Regions from separate parts of the Homo sapiens genome. Here region 1 is linked to region 2. Evidence: read pairs that join two places in POLR2A ChIA-PET (ENCODE). Cell type or tissue: HepG2. All regions are shown on one strand. Each heading gives the region's core, and the rest is flanking DNA. Links, peaks and the distances in the headings are about the cores only.

Region 1 (6,054 bases), core at 1-5,000, 140 kb before region 2:
GTGCCGCCAGAGGTGGAGGAGCCGCCGCCCCTCTGTCACCTGGAGCAACTGTGGCGCTGCTCCTCCCCGCTGGCCCAGAGTTTCTGTGGCTCTGGTTCGGGCTGGCCAAGGCCGGCCTGCGCACTGCCTTTGTGCCCACCGCCCTGCGCCGGGGCCCCCTGCTGCACTGCCTCCGCAGCTGCGGCGCGCGCGCGCTGGTGCTGGCGCCAGGTAAGGCTGGAGCTCCGAACTGACTAAGGCGGGGCCAGCCACAGAAGGGGGCGTGTCGGAGACCACAGAAAGGCTTGGTCTCATCCCTGGGCCTGGGAAGAAGCCGACTATCCCTTGGGGTTCGAAAGTGGGTGGAGATAGGAGTCTCCGGGTTTGAGAAGGGATGAGGCTGAATCTTTGGTGCCCCAAGGATCCCCAAGGAGTCGAGTTCCAGGCCTCAGACCCAAGATGGAATGTCCATACCCTTCACCCTCATCCAAGAGCAGTGTGGGCTGGGATAGGGAGGGGACATGGGTCATAGGCTCTTCTAGGTAGAGCCAGGGCCCCGGCGTTGTGCTTTCCCACCCTTCTAGAGTTTCTGGAGTCCCTGGAGCCGGACCTGCCCGCCCTGAGAGCCATGGGGCTCCACCTGTGGGCTGCAGGCCCAGGAACCCACCCTGCTGGAATTAGCGATTTGCTGGCTGAAGTGTCCGCTGAAGTGGATGGGCCAGTGCCAGGATACCTCTCTTCCCCCCAGAGCATAACAGACACGTGCCTGTACATCTTCACCTCTGGCACCACGGGTGAGGGCCGGGCACCATACTTAGCTCCCCGAAACCAAGGCAGAGGAAGGCAGGGGTCTGCTCCCAGACCACTCCTTCAAAGCCCCCAGAGAGGATGCTGATTTCATTGGCACATCCTTTTTCTCCCCATCATTTCACTCCCCAGTCTCCTCACCTCCTACTCATTTCTCCACCTCCCCCAGACCACCCATATTTCCAGGACAGCCTGGTCTCGGTCCTCAGCTTCTGTCCTGCCTCCGCCTCTTTCTGTGGGAAACCCAGCGGGGGTGCAAACAGATAGGTAGAGCTTGGAGTTTGCCCTTCCCCTGATCGTCCCATAACTGCCACCCCACAGGCCTCCCCAAGGCTGCTCGGATCAGTCATCTGAAGATCCTGCAATGCCAGGGCTTCTATCAGCTGTGTGGTGTCCACCAGGAAGATGTGATCTACCTCGCCCTCCCACTCTACCACATGTCCGGTTCCCTGCTGGGCATCGTGGGCTGCATGGGCATTGGTCAGTCTCCCCAACCCCACCTTCATTAATTCATCCAGTAGACATTTATTAAGCACGTACTATGGTGTGAGTCCTCCAGGGTAGATAATCTAGAGGACGGATGGGGCAGAGCCCTACTCACCAGGAGCTCTGTACAATAGGGCAATGTCACCTGCCTAGACCTACAGACTGAGGAACGGTGAGGGGGGCCATACAGCCACATAACTCCAGGCTGCAGGGTCAAAGGCAGGGAAGGACTGTGTCAGTCCAGGAACAGGCAAGTAAGAGAAGAGGGAGAGAGAGACAAGGAAGTGAGAGTGTGGAGGATGAGATCTTTGGGGCTGGGAAGTAGGGAAAGGGCATTCACCTCTTCTAAGGCTGGGGACAGGGGCCGGGGGAGGGGAAAGAGGGCCAGCACGGCTTCCTGACGGTGTGACTCCCACAGTGGGCCCTTCCCAGGGAAAGACTACAGTGATGGCTGGGGTCTGGAAAGAGGGGCTTGGGCTCCCCACTCTGCTCCTAATCTTACCTCCCTTCTTCCCCCCTGCCCACTTCTGGCAGGGGCCACAGTGGTGCTGAAATCCAAGTTCTCGGCTGGTCAGTTCTGGGAAGATTGCCAGCAGCACAGGGTGACGGTGTTCCAGTACATTGGGGAGCTGTGCCGATACCTTGTCAACCAGCCCCCGGTGCGTGGGCACAGATCCTGGGCAGAGCTGCTGACACAGGGCTAGCTCACGGGGAGCAGGACAGTTGACAGGAGACAGGGAGTTGGAGGGAGAAGCAGCAAGAAGAAAATGGCAGTGTAAGATAAGGAGCCAGAGATGGCCTAGGCCATCTGATGCTTACGGCCTCTGAAGGAGGTCACAGTAGGAGGGGGTTCTGGGGAATGGGGAACAGGAATTCACTTCCGGGAGCGGGCATCTTGATGCTGAAGCTCCGGCCCCTCTCCCACTCATCTCAGAGCAAGGCAGAACGTGGCCATAAGGTCCGGCTGGCAGTGGGCAGCGGGCTGCGCCCAGATACCTGGGAGCGTTTTGTGCGGCGCTTCGGGCCCCTGCAGGTGCTGGAGACATATGGACTGACAGAGGGCAACGTGGCCACCATCAACTACACAGGACAGCGGGGCGCTGTGGGGCGTGCTTCCTGGCTTTACAAGGTGAGGGGCAGAGAGGAAACTGAAAACCCGTGGAACAGCAGAGGGCTGGCAGGAGAGGGGGCTCATGTGACTGCAATGATCCAGTACCCAGGTCTCCCTTTCCCCAGCATATCTTCCCCTTCTCCTTGATTCGCTATGATGTCACCACAGGAGAGCCAATTCGGGACCCCCAGGGGCACTGTATGGCCACATCTCCAGGTTGGTGGTGTTCTGGTGGGGTGGGCGGGGTGCTGAAGCTGGCACAGGAGGACTGGAATTGGAGACTGGGGTGGATGGGGGCAGAAGGCTCTGGGAAAGGTGACACCACTCCTGACCCTGGTGACTCTGCCAGGTGAGCCAGGGCTGCTGGTGGCCCCGGTAAGCCAGCAGTCCCCATTCCTGGGCTATGCTGGCGGGCCAGAGCTGGCCCAGGGGAAGTTGCTAAAGGATGTCTTCCGGCCTGGGGATGTTTTCTTCAACACTGGGGACCTGCTGGTCTGCGATGACCAAGGTTTTCTCCGCTTCCATGATCGTACTGGAGACACCTTCAGGTATCTGTCCATAACTGGTTTTTCATCCTGGACATCTGATCTCTGTGATCCAAAGCTTCTGAACCTCAACTCTCTAATCTGCCACCTCAACCTGGGTCCTAAGCTAATCTCTCATTCTCAGATCTCACCATTTCATCCCTGTGACACTGACCTCTGACCTCATCTCCCCACCAAGCCCATAAGGCCCTGACCCCTGACTCCCAGTTTCAGATCTCTGCTCTCTGACAGGTGGAAGGGGGAGAATGTGGCCACAACCGAGGTGGCAGAGGTCTTCGAGGCCCTAGATTTTCTTCAGGAGGTGAACGTCTATGGAGTCACTGTGCCAGGTGCCTAGGCATGGAAGGTGGGGGAGGCACCCAGCCACCACCCCGAATTGGTAGTACTTGGGCGCAGGGAGCACGAGGCCTTCGTGGTGGTCAGCCATGGAGGGGCTTACTCTGTCTCCCACACCCACCAGGGCATGAAGGCAGGGCTGGAATGGCAGCCCTAGTTCTGCGTCCCCCCCACGCTTTGGACCTTATGCAGCTCTACACCCACGTGTCTGAGAACTTGCCACCTTATGCCCGGCCCCGATTCCTCAGGCTCCAGGTAACCGGCCACTTCCCCCGCCGGCCCCTCACCCCATATATCCTCACCCCACATATCCACCCCGTGTATCAACTTAGGAGTTTGATGGCTCCCAAACTCCACAAAGGGACCCCCAACGTAATACACTCCGTGAAGAGAAAAAACACGGAGACACAAGCTCTTCACCCCACTTCTTTCCTTATCCCTGCCTTCTTCTGGCCTGGCTCTTTCTCCTCCCTGTCACCTCCTCCCCTAAACCTTGACCTCACACTCCCTTTCCCAAGACTTGCTCCTTAACAAAATTCAGGCAACTCCCCTGAACCACGTGGGCAGAGTCCCCTTCCCTCCAAATCCCTGACCCTCCTGTCCCCAGGAGTCTTTGGCCACCACAGAGACCTTCAAACAGCAGAAAGTTCGGATGGCAAATGAGGGCTTCGACCCCAGCACCCTGTCTGACCCACTGTACGTTCTGGACCAGGCTGTAGGTGCCTACCTGCCCCTCACAACTGCCCGGTACAGCGCCCTCCTGGCAGGAAACCTTCGAATCTGAGAACTTCCACACCTGAGGCACCTGAGAGAGGAACTCTGTGGGGTGGGGGCCGTTGCAGGTGTACTGGGCTGTCAGGGATCTTTTCTATACCAGAACTGCGGTCACTATTTTGTAATAAATGTGGCTGGAGCTGATCCAGCTGTCTCTGACCTACAGTATCTGTCATTATCTCTCTGTGGAACTGCTTTTTCCTTGAGAGTTTTCTCCTGGCGTGGAGCCACAGGCCCCACATTCCTGCCCTGACTGGCTGTGGGCCAGAGCCCCGTATCTGGACCTTGGTGTTTTCCTCTCAGGAGACCCTGTGTGACCTTCGTCCTTGGAGAACCTCTGGTGACTGATGTTTGTCTGTGCTCCTGTGTAGCTCGCCCCAGTTTTACTCTCCGAGTGCCAGGCTCCCACTGCTCTGTCTTGGGAACTGGAGGACCCGAGGGGTCGGCTCAAAGGGCAGAGGTGGACAGAAGCACACAGAAATGCCACCTCCGGCAGCCAGCCCAAACTGCTCCCCCAGAATCAGGTGTGGCCGGGCCTGGGGAAGAGTCTTAACCAGCCCAAACAAGTGTTTGACTGTGGGGGAAAGGATGCTCAAGATATCCCTCTGCCTCGCAGCTGTCTCTGAGAAGCCAATCTTTGAGGGGGAAGAGTGGGGTGCCCCTGCCTCCAGATGTTCCTACTCCTACCTGGTGACTGTCAGACATTCCCAGAAGGAGCAGTCCCCAGGGGGGACCCTCCGGTACTGCAGGAGAGTTTGACGGAAGCCCCTCCATGGAGTGAGGCTCAGAGTGCATGTGGTGGCAGGAGGGATGGTGGGAATCAAAAGGACAAAGGCCTCTCGATCCCCAAATGAGGTGTCCAGAAAGTTCATCATCTAAAAGCTTGAAATGATGAAGCTCCTGCTTCTCCTAGGAACTACAGTCCCCCTCTGTTTTGAGCTGTGGGTCCTTGAAATTTTATGCTACTTTGCCTTTCCCCTTCTAGCCCCTCTCCCCAACATGAGAGGTCAGGGGACATGCCCTACTGGCACACTTGGGTCTCTATTGCGGGCCCTCCTGTTCCAAAACTTTACAACTTGCCCCCTTCCACCAGCAAGCCCGGTGCAGCCTCACTGACAGACTAGGTAAGGCACACGCTAAGGTGCAGGGGAAAACTTCATGCGTAGACCAATAAATGTGGAACTTAACTCATTCTGTGCACCTCTCCAATCTGCCCCAGGAGGAGTACAATAGTTTGGGTGTGCCTGGGGGTAGGGCGGGTAGGCAGCCTGTGTTGGCTGGCAGTGGGGCACCTCCTGCAGCTGCTCTCCCACACCTTAACTCAGCCCAGATTTCCCAGACCTGCGAGCTGAGTGGCCACCTCCCCCATCGTAGAACCTCACACCAAGCTTTTTTTTTTTCTGGAGACGGAGTCTCGCCCTGTAGCCCAGGCTGGAGTGCAATGGTGCAATCTCGGCTCACTGCAACCTCTACCTCCCAGGTTCAAGCAATTCTCCTGCCTCAGCCTCCCGAGTAGCTGGGATTGCAGGCACACGCCACCACATCCGGCTAATTTTTTTTTCTATCTTTAGTAGAGACCGGGTTTCACCATGTTGGCCAGGCTGGTCTCGAACTCCTGACCTCGTGATCTGCCCGCCTCAGCCTCTCAAAGTACTGGGATTACAGGTGCCCGGCCTATTTTTGCTTTTTAAAGTGTAGCTACTAGAATATTTAGAATTACATGTGGCTCAGGTTATATTTCTTTTTTTTTTTTTTTTTTTTTTTTTTTTGGAGATGGAGTCTCGCTGTGTCGCCCAGGCTGGAGTGCAGTGGTGCGATCTCTGCTCACTGCAAGCTCCACCTCCCGGGTTCACGCCATTCTCCTGCCTCAGCCTCCTGAGTAGCTGGGACTACAGGCGCCCGCCACAACGCCCGGCTAATTTTTTGTATTTTTAGTATAGACGGGGTTTCATCGTGTTAGCCAGGATGGTCTCAATCTCCTGACCTCGTTATCTTCCCGCCTCGGCTTCCCAAAGT
Region 2 (8,037 bases), core at 1-5,000:
ATCTCACTGTCCTCCTCTAATACCTCCGTGCACCATAACAGTATCCTTTATTCATCAGTCCTTTTATACCCTCAACACAACTGAATCTAGAACACAACACAAAAGTCACACATAAGCTACATTTTAATTTTTCTATTTTGATAAAACTTTATCATATTCTATTTTACTCTCCCTGTAATTATCAAGTATTCGCGGAGCCAGAATAGAAAGTTTAATTTGGAAATTAAAAATGCCCAGATTCTAACCTTAGTTATACTCTTCGGTGATATCTACCCAATATATTTGACAAAGTTAGGAACTTACAGTATAATATTAGGTAGATTTAAAGGCTTTCATAGTACAAAGTCATGCAACAATCAAAATGTTCATAAAGGGTGGTACCTATATATGTAAATTCATGAGTTCTCAAAAGAAATTGAAGAATTTTTTTTTCTTCACCAGCTCAGTTACAACTATCTTCCTGGGAATGCACTGAAGGTGAAGGCTAAGTTGGTTGACACAGCAAGAATCCGTCTCAAAATAAATAAATAAGCAAAACTTTCAAATTCTCTATACACTCAGGTGAGAAACTGAGAATTACTATCTGAATTATAAAATAAGAGAATGACACAGTAACACATAAATTTATGCATGGACACTTATTAAAGGCCAAACTGTAGTGCACAGAAAGAATGTCATGCTATTCACACCAAATTTCACAGAACCTAACGGTGCAATACTTCAAAGGTCTTCTGGCCAACCTGTCCACGGCAGTAGCAATACATGTGACCAACTGTTTCAATCCTTTTGATGGCAACACATCAATCTAGCCATGTAAATGTTAAAGAGTGATTGGAAAACCACCCCTCCTTAAAAAATGTTACCCTATTGAGCAAATTTTTTCAATTTCTTTACTGGTAGATTAAAATTTCACACTGCTAGATAAAAAGTTTGGAATCTAGGAGTGAACATCATTCAGATAACCTTTACGCCTTTATAAGACAGGACAGGCTGGGCACAGTGGCTCACACCTCTAATCCCAGCACTTTGGGAGGTCGAGGCAGGCGGATCACCTGAGGTCAGGAGTTCAAGACCAGCCTGGCCAACATGGTGAAACCCTGTCTCTACTAAAAATACAAAAATTAGCCAGGCGTGGTGGAGGGCACCTCCCAGCTATACGGGAGACTGAGGCAGGAGAATTGCTTGAACCCGGGAGGTAGAGGTTGCAGTGAGCCAAGATCACGATACTGCACTCCAGCCTGGGCAACAAGAGTGAGACTCCGTCTCTAAAAAAAATTGTATTTTTAGTAGAGACAGGGTTTCACCACGCTGGCCAGGCTGGTCTGGAACTGCTGACCTCAGGCGATCCACCCGCCTCAGCCTCCCAAAGTGCTGGGATTACAGGTGTGAGCCACCACACCCAGCCAGGACAAATTTCTTAAAGTTTTGATTTAATTTCAAGACCTACATATAAACTTTTAAAGGACTGGAAAAAAAATAATCAAAGGTATTGTTCCTTTTCTCCTCTGATCCCCAGGCCTGTCTGCATGCCTCACAGAAGAGAAACAATGGTGAGTTTTACAGCTTTCTTAGTGTGATACTGCCATCTTTACAGAAAGCAAGGGTTTCTGCTCATTAACAAAATTGAAACCTTACTCTCCTGTTTCTAGCCTGTTAGATGAAAGGCAGGGGCACCAGCTCAGTTACAACTATCCTCCTGGGAATGCACTGAAGGTGAAGGCTAAGCTGGTTGAACTGCAATATTTGCCTTCGAATTCATGGAGGAAAAATGGCAGCCCTCATACCACTGATGTTTCTAAAAAATATCTGGCCTAAGCTGGGTGCTGTGGCTCACACCTGTAATCTCAGCACTTTGGGAGGCCAAGGCAGGCAGATCACGAGGTCAGGAGATCGAGACCATCCTGGCTAACACGGTAAAACCCTGTCTCTATTAAAAATACAAAAAAAATTAGCCAGGCATGGTGGCGGGCACCTGTAGTCTCAGCCACTCGGGAGGCTGAGGCAGGAGAATGGCGTGAACCCGGGAGGCAGAGCTTGCAGTGAGCCGAGATCGTGCCACTGCACTCCAGCCTGGATGACAGAGCAAGACTCTGTCAAAAAAAAAAAAAAAGAAGAAAAAATTTAGTCAAGAGTTACAAGGGGCCGAGCACAGTGGCTCACGCCTGTAATCCCATCACTCTGGGAGGCCAAGGCAGGCGGATCACAAGGTCAGGAGTTCGAGACCAGCCTGGCCAACACAGTGAAACCCCATGTCTACTAAAAATACAAAAATTAGCTGGGCATGGTGGCAGGCGCCTGTAATCCCAGCTACTGGGGAGGCTGACACAGGAGAATCGTTTGAACCCGGGAGGCGGAGGTTGCAGTGAGCCGAGATCATGCCATTGCACTCCAGCCCCCAGACTCTCAAAAAAAAAAAAAAAAAAAAAAAAAGAGTTGTGAGCAAAGCTCAACTTGTGTAAACACATAATGATTAAAAATAATACAGTGCTTTACAGTTTATAAAGTAACCTTTACATGCATTATCTTATTTGACTGACAAAGAAACCTAGCGAAATAGATAAAGCAGTTACTGATTCTCATTTCTAAGCTGAGGAAACTAAGGCTCAGAGACTTCAAGTGACTCAACCAAGGTCACACAGATGGTAAATGGCAGAACCAAGGCTCCAACCCTTGTTCTGTTCCCAGAACATAACAGAAGGGGCATTTCTAAATTTATGCTGCATTTTCTAAACCCATAGGAGTATTTATTCAGCAAATATTTTAAAATATTTTTTAGGTGACAGGCACCATGCTAGGCAATGGAAATACAATAGTAAAAAGACACAGCAAGGCTGGGTGTAGTGGTTCACACCTGTAATCCCAACACCTTAGGAGGCCAAGGCAGGAGGACTACTTGAGGCCAGGAGTTCAAGACCTGCCTGGGCAACACAGGGAGACCCCATCTCTACAAAAAATTTAAAAATTAGGCTTGGTGGTGTGTACCTGTGGTCTCAACAACTCAGGAGGCTGAGGCAGGACTGCTTGAGCTCAGGAGTTCAAGGTTACACTAAACTATGACTGTGCCATTGCATTCCAATCTGGGCAACAGAGCAAGGCTGTGTTTCAAAAGAAAAAAAAAAGGCCAGGAGCAGTGGCTCACGCCTGTAATCCCAACACTTTGGGAGGCCAAAGCAGATGGATAGCTGAGGCCAGGAGTCTGAGACCAGCCTGGCCAACATGGCAAAACTCTGACTCTGCTAAAAACACAAAAACTAGCCAGGTGTGGTGGCATGTGCCTATAATCCCAGCTACTCAGGAAGCTGAGGCGGGAGGATCACTTGAACCCGGGAGGCGGTGGCTCACGCCTGTAATCCTAGGACTTTGGGAGGCCGAGTCAGGCGGATCACAAGGTCAAGAGATCAAGACCAGCCTGGCCAACGTGGTGAAACCCCGTTTCTACTAAAAATACAAAAATTAGCTGGGCGCGGTGGCATGCTTGTAGTCCCAGCTACTCAGGAGGCTGCGGCAGGAGAATCACTTGAACCTGGGAGGCGGAGGTTGCAGTGAGCCAAGACTGCACCATTGCACTCCAGCCTGGGTGACAGAGCGAGACTCTATCCCAAAAAATAAATAAATAAAAATAAACTTAATAAAAATTATGAGGGCAAAGAAGAAAATGTATCTAACTCTCTTTGGGCAAGTCAGGGAAGGTTTCCCAGAAGAAGTGGCATTCTTTATGAGATTCAGAAGCTACCTGTAATTAAAAAGAACTGTATTTCAAAAATTAGCTGGGCAAAGTGGCACAGGCCTATAGACCCAGCTACTGAGGAGGCTGAGGTAAGAGGATCACTTGAACTCAGGAGGTGGAGGTTGCAGTGAGCCGAGATCGTGCCACTGTGCTCCATGGAGCCTGGGCAACAGAGCCAGAACTTGTCTATATAAAAAAAAAAAAAAAAAAAAGAAAAGAAAAACCACTGTATTTGCTCACACATTAACTATAAGGTACAGAAGTAGGGCTGGATAGGAAGGCAAACACCAACAACATAAAGGGCCTTGAATACCACTCAAAGTTTACATTTTAATCTTTTAATAACTGGAAACTACTAAATACTTTTAAGATGAGGAAAGTAGAATAATCAGTAAGTGTTAGACTATTTTGAAGGCACGATGATAGAGAGTTTACAAGAGAATAAGACAGCCGGGTGCGGTGGCTCACGCCTGTAATCCCAGTACTTTGGGAGGCCCAGGTGGGCGGATCACTTGAGGTCAGGAGTTTGAGACCAGCCTGGGGCAACATGGTGAAACCTCGTCTCCACTAAAAATACAAAAATTATCTGGGTGTAGTGGCAGACACCTGTAATCCCAGCTACTCAGGAGGCTGAAGCAGAACAATCACTTGAACCCAGGAGGTGGAGGTTGCAGTAAGCTAAGATTGCACCACTGCACTCCAGTGACAGAGTGAGACTCCACCTCAAGAAAAAAAAAAAAAAAAGAAAAAGAGAGTAAGACTATAAACAGATGTGTAAGCGATCAAGGCAATATCCCAAAATAAGAGCTGTTGAATGAGAACAGCAATGGAGACACAGAAGAAGCTAGATTCAGAAATATTTAGAAAGTAATAGGTAAGACAGAAGTGACAATGATGCTCACATTTCTGGTTTAGATGACTCAATGAATCACAGGGAAGAAATGATGTTGGAAATGTTGAGTTTGAGTACCAACTTGATACAAAGGTATAGATACGTCTAGCTCACAGTAGACAACCGGAAACAAAGGGCTGGAGTTTAGGAGAGAAATGATAATATATTGAATATATATGAAGTTTTTTTCAATAATCAAGTGTATTTTACCATTTTAACGGGAAGGCAATAATTTCATCATTATTTGCATTATGCTTTAAAGTTCACAAAACATTTTATGCTTGTATTTCATACTTTTGTTACATACAAACATGAGATTAGTATGACAGGTTATTTTTATTCCTATTGGATCAACAAACTTTTATTTGTTTATTTATTTATTTTTGAGAGAGAGTCTCACTCTGTTGACCAGGCTAGAGCACAGTGGCACAATCTCGGCTCACTGCAACCTCTGCCTCCCGGGTTCAAGCTATTCTCTGCCTCAGCCCCCCGAGTAGCTGGGATTACAGGCGCCCACCACCATGTCTGGCTAATTTTTGTATTATTAGTAGAGATGGGGTTTCACCATTTTGGCCAGGCGGGTCTTGAACTCCTGACCTCGTGATCTACCCCCCTCGGCCTCCCAAAGTACTAGGAATACAGGTGTGAGCCCCCGCACCCGGCCTATTTTTTTTTGAAACTGAGTCACACGCTGTCACCCAGGCTGGAGTGCAATGGCACGATCTCAGCTCACTGCAACCTCCACCTCCTGGGTTCAAGCAATTCTCTGCCTCAGCCTCCCGAGTAGCTGGGATTACAGGCAACTGCCACCATGTCTGGCTAATTTTTGTATTTTTAGTAGAGATGGGGTTTCACCATCTCGGCCAGGCTGGTCTTGAACTCCTGACCTCATGATACACCCGCCTCGGCCTCCCAAAGTGCTGGGATTTCAGGTGTGAGCCACCATGCCCCACATATCTTTTTTTTTTTTTGAAACTGAGTCTCACGCTATCACCCAGGCTGGAGTGCAATGGTGCAATCTCGACTCACTGCAACCTCCACCTCCCAGGTTCAAGCTATTCTCCTGCCTCGGCCTCTCAAGTAGCTGGGATTACAGGTGCCCACTGCCACGCCCAGCTAATTTTTGTATTTTTAGTAGACACGGGGTTTCACCATGTTGGCTAGGCTGGTCTCGAACTCCTGACCTCATGTGATCCGCCCGCCTCAGCCTCCCAAAGTGCTGGGATTACAGGCATGAGCCACCAACCCCGGCCAACAAACATTTATTATTAACTACATGCCAGGCACTGTACTAGGCACTAAACAAATTACCAAAACAAATCCATGCCTTCTAAGACCTACATCATAGAAAGAGAACCAATAGGCAATAAATGTAACAAATAAATATATTATAAAAGTGTTAAGTCCTATGAAAAAGAAAATAGAGCAGGCAAGGATAAGCATGAGGGATGGGAACTGACAATACAATTTTAAAGAAAGGAAGGATAAGACTTCATTAAAAAGGTGACATTTAAGCAAAGACGTTAAGGAGGTGAGGCAATCAGCCATTCTCTGTGGGGAAACCTAGCTGTTTTCCCACTAGAAGGAATCACTTGGTCTTAGGAACCTGCCAAGGTTCTAAGATAGAGTGTGACTGATCAGCATTCAAGGAGCAAGTCAGTGTGGCTGGAATGGAGAGAGCAAGAGGGAAGATGACAGCCGATCAAAAATGGAAGAGGTTGGGGAGGGCAAACCATGTAAAGCCTTAAAGGCTATTGCAAGGACTGGCATTACTCTGTCTGCAAGAAATGAGAATTCAAAAATTAGTAGCATTACCCAAAATCAGTTAGCTAATAAATCACAAAGCTAGAATTCAACCCAGGACTTCAAGGCTCTCCACAACCTGTGTTCCACTAGTCCAATCTGCCACATATTAGTTCATCCCCTCTCTTTCAGCAAGTTTGAGTTTAAATACTCTAAAAATGCTAACATTATAAAAATCCTCTGGGCAAGAGATGCACAAGTCTTTCAGTTAACATTTGCAATCCTTCACAATTATAATGAGAATTTATTAATCCTGGTGTCTAATCTAAATCCTACTAACATTCCAGCATGTATTTTTAAAGATTATAAATTCCACCCTCCCTTGAAATGAGACAAGCCGAAGAAAGCTTTGATCAAAAGATTTAAAGTACGACTCTCAGCTTTAGGTAACAGTAACCTGAATTATTTTTTTAAATGGATACTAAGGCCGGGCACAATGGCTCCATGCCTGTAATCCCAGCACTTTGGGAGGCTGAGGTGGGCAGATCACCTGAGGTCAGGAGTTCGAGACCAGCCTGGCCAACATGGTGAAACCGTCTCTACTAAAAATACAAAAATTAGCCAGGCATGGTGACAGGTGACTGTAATCCCAGCTACTTGGGAGGTTGAGGCAGGAGAATCACTTGAACCCAGGAGGCAGAGGTTGCACTGAGCTGAGATCACACCACTGCACTCCAGCCTGGGCAACAAGAGCAAAACTCCATCTCAAAAAATATAAAATAAAATAAAATAAAATGGAACTAGCCAGGTGTGAAAAACAGTAAGAGAATGGCTCAGGAATATGGAATTGCTATAATTTCCCTTAATTTCTTTAGCAGTTTACTAGTTATTATTAATAACAAGTTCACACATTGTCAAAGATGCTTCTGCAGTTACTATGATTCTTTGAGGTCTGGATCTGACCACTTCATATCTCAAAAGTAACGAATGATGTGTTCTTAGTAATCTGCTGCTTTTTGTACTATAACCCAAAACTGTTGATAGTTTCTTGCCAGCTGATGGCAACCTAGGTAAATGGCAAAGGTAAGGGGGATTTTGTGAGAGACAGCAAACATTACCAAGCCACCATCTAAATACCTCAGACAGGTTAAAAGCCCTAATGACCCTGGGACACTCCCTTCTTACTGGATGAATTCAAGCTATACAGGAATATTTCATATATCCACAAGGGAGAAGGTAAAAGATGGAACATGAGGAGGGGTCTGTTTCAAATCAGACCTATTCTTCAGAAGCTTTCATCACTGCTACACAAAGAAAGGAGGTTGCTGCTTCAAGGATTCTGGAGCCACCAAAATCCCCAAACAGGACCTACAGAAAAAGCTTCACAGAGACTACTGAGGATAAACCAAATAATATGGCTAATAGAAGATACACCACAAAATCCAGTCATTGTAACATAAACTGAACTTCCTTATATATCTTTTCCTAGGCTTAGCCAAAAGCAGGAGAACTGCAACTCTATGTGGTATTGTCTGATAGACTGGATTTTTTCCCCAAGCAAGAGGTGGACAGCTTTATGCCAGGACTAGATTTACAGTCAATCTGGGTGTGTGTCTTTACTTTTTCTTTCCCTCCAAACTACCTCAGAAAATGTCTGGCTATTGTGCCTTGATAT

Evidence for each region. ChIA-PET counts read pairs that join two places held together with the same protein. Peaks named below come from ENCODE experiments on the same cell type or tissue, not always from the same donor. Only the 100,000 strongest peaks of a DNase experiment are listed, where the experiment ranks them.
Region 1: POLR2A ChIA-PET joins it to region 2 with 6 read pairs; 15 of 35 experiments call an interaction of 5 or more read pairs at or near these places.

The regions. Positions count from the first base shown.
Region 1 is chr1:153,775,955-153,782,008 of GRCh38, forward strand. SLC27A3 (solute carrier family 27 member 3) reads left to right here. Exons shown (of 10, transcript NM_024330.4): 1 at 1-210; 2 at 564-773; 3 at 1,108-1,266; 4 at 1,807-1,931; 5 at 2,207-2,401; 6 at 2,509-2,599; 7 at 2,733-2,931; 8 at 3,160-3,257; 9 at 3,389-3,519; 10 at 3,872-4,203. The coding sequence ends at 4,048. Among named protein-coding and RNA genes, the nearest start is that of SLC27A3, 3.6 kb to the left of the region's middle. RefSeq lists an enhancer at 1-520 and a silencer at 1-80. In HepG2, for the core only: a CTCF peak has its summit at 150 (motif pointing left); a DNase peak (open chromatin) is centred at 222; H3K4me3 peaks cover 606 bases.
Region 2 is chr1:153,911,823-153,919,859 of GRCh38, forward strand. The region is part of intron 1 of GATAD2B (GATA zinc finger domain containing 2B); the gene reads right to left. Among named protein-coding and RNA genes, the nearest start is that of GATAD2B, 7.1 kb to the right of the region's middle. RefSeq lists a silencer at 2,891-3,185. In HepG2, for the core only: no CTCF peak of the experiment used is centred there; a DNase peak (open chromatin) is centred at 3,059.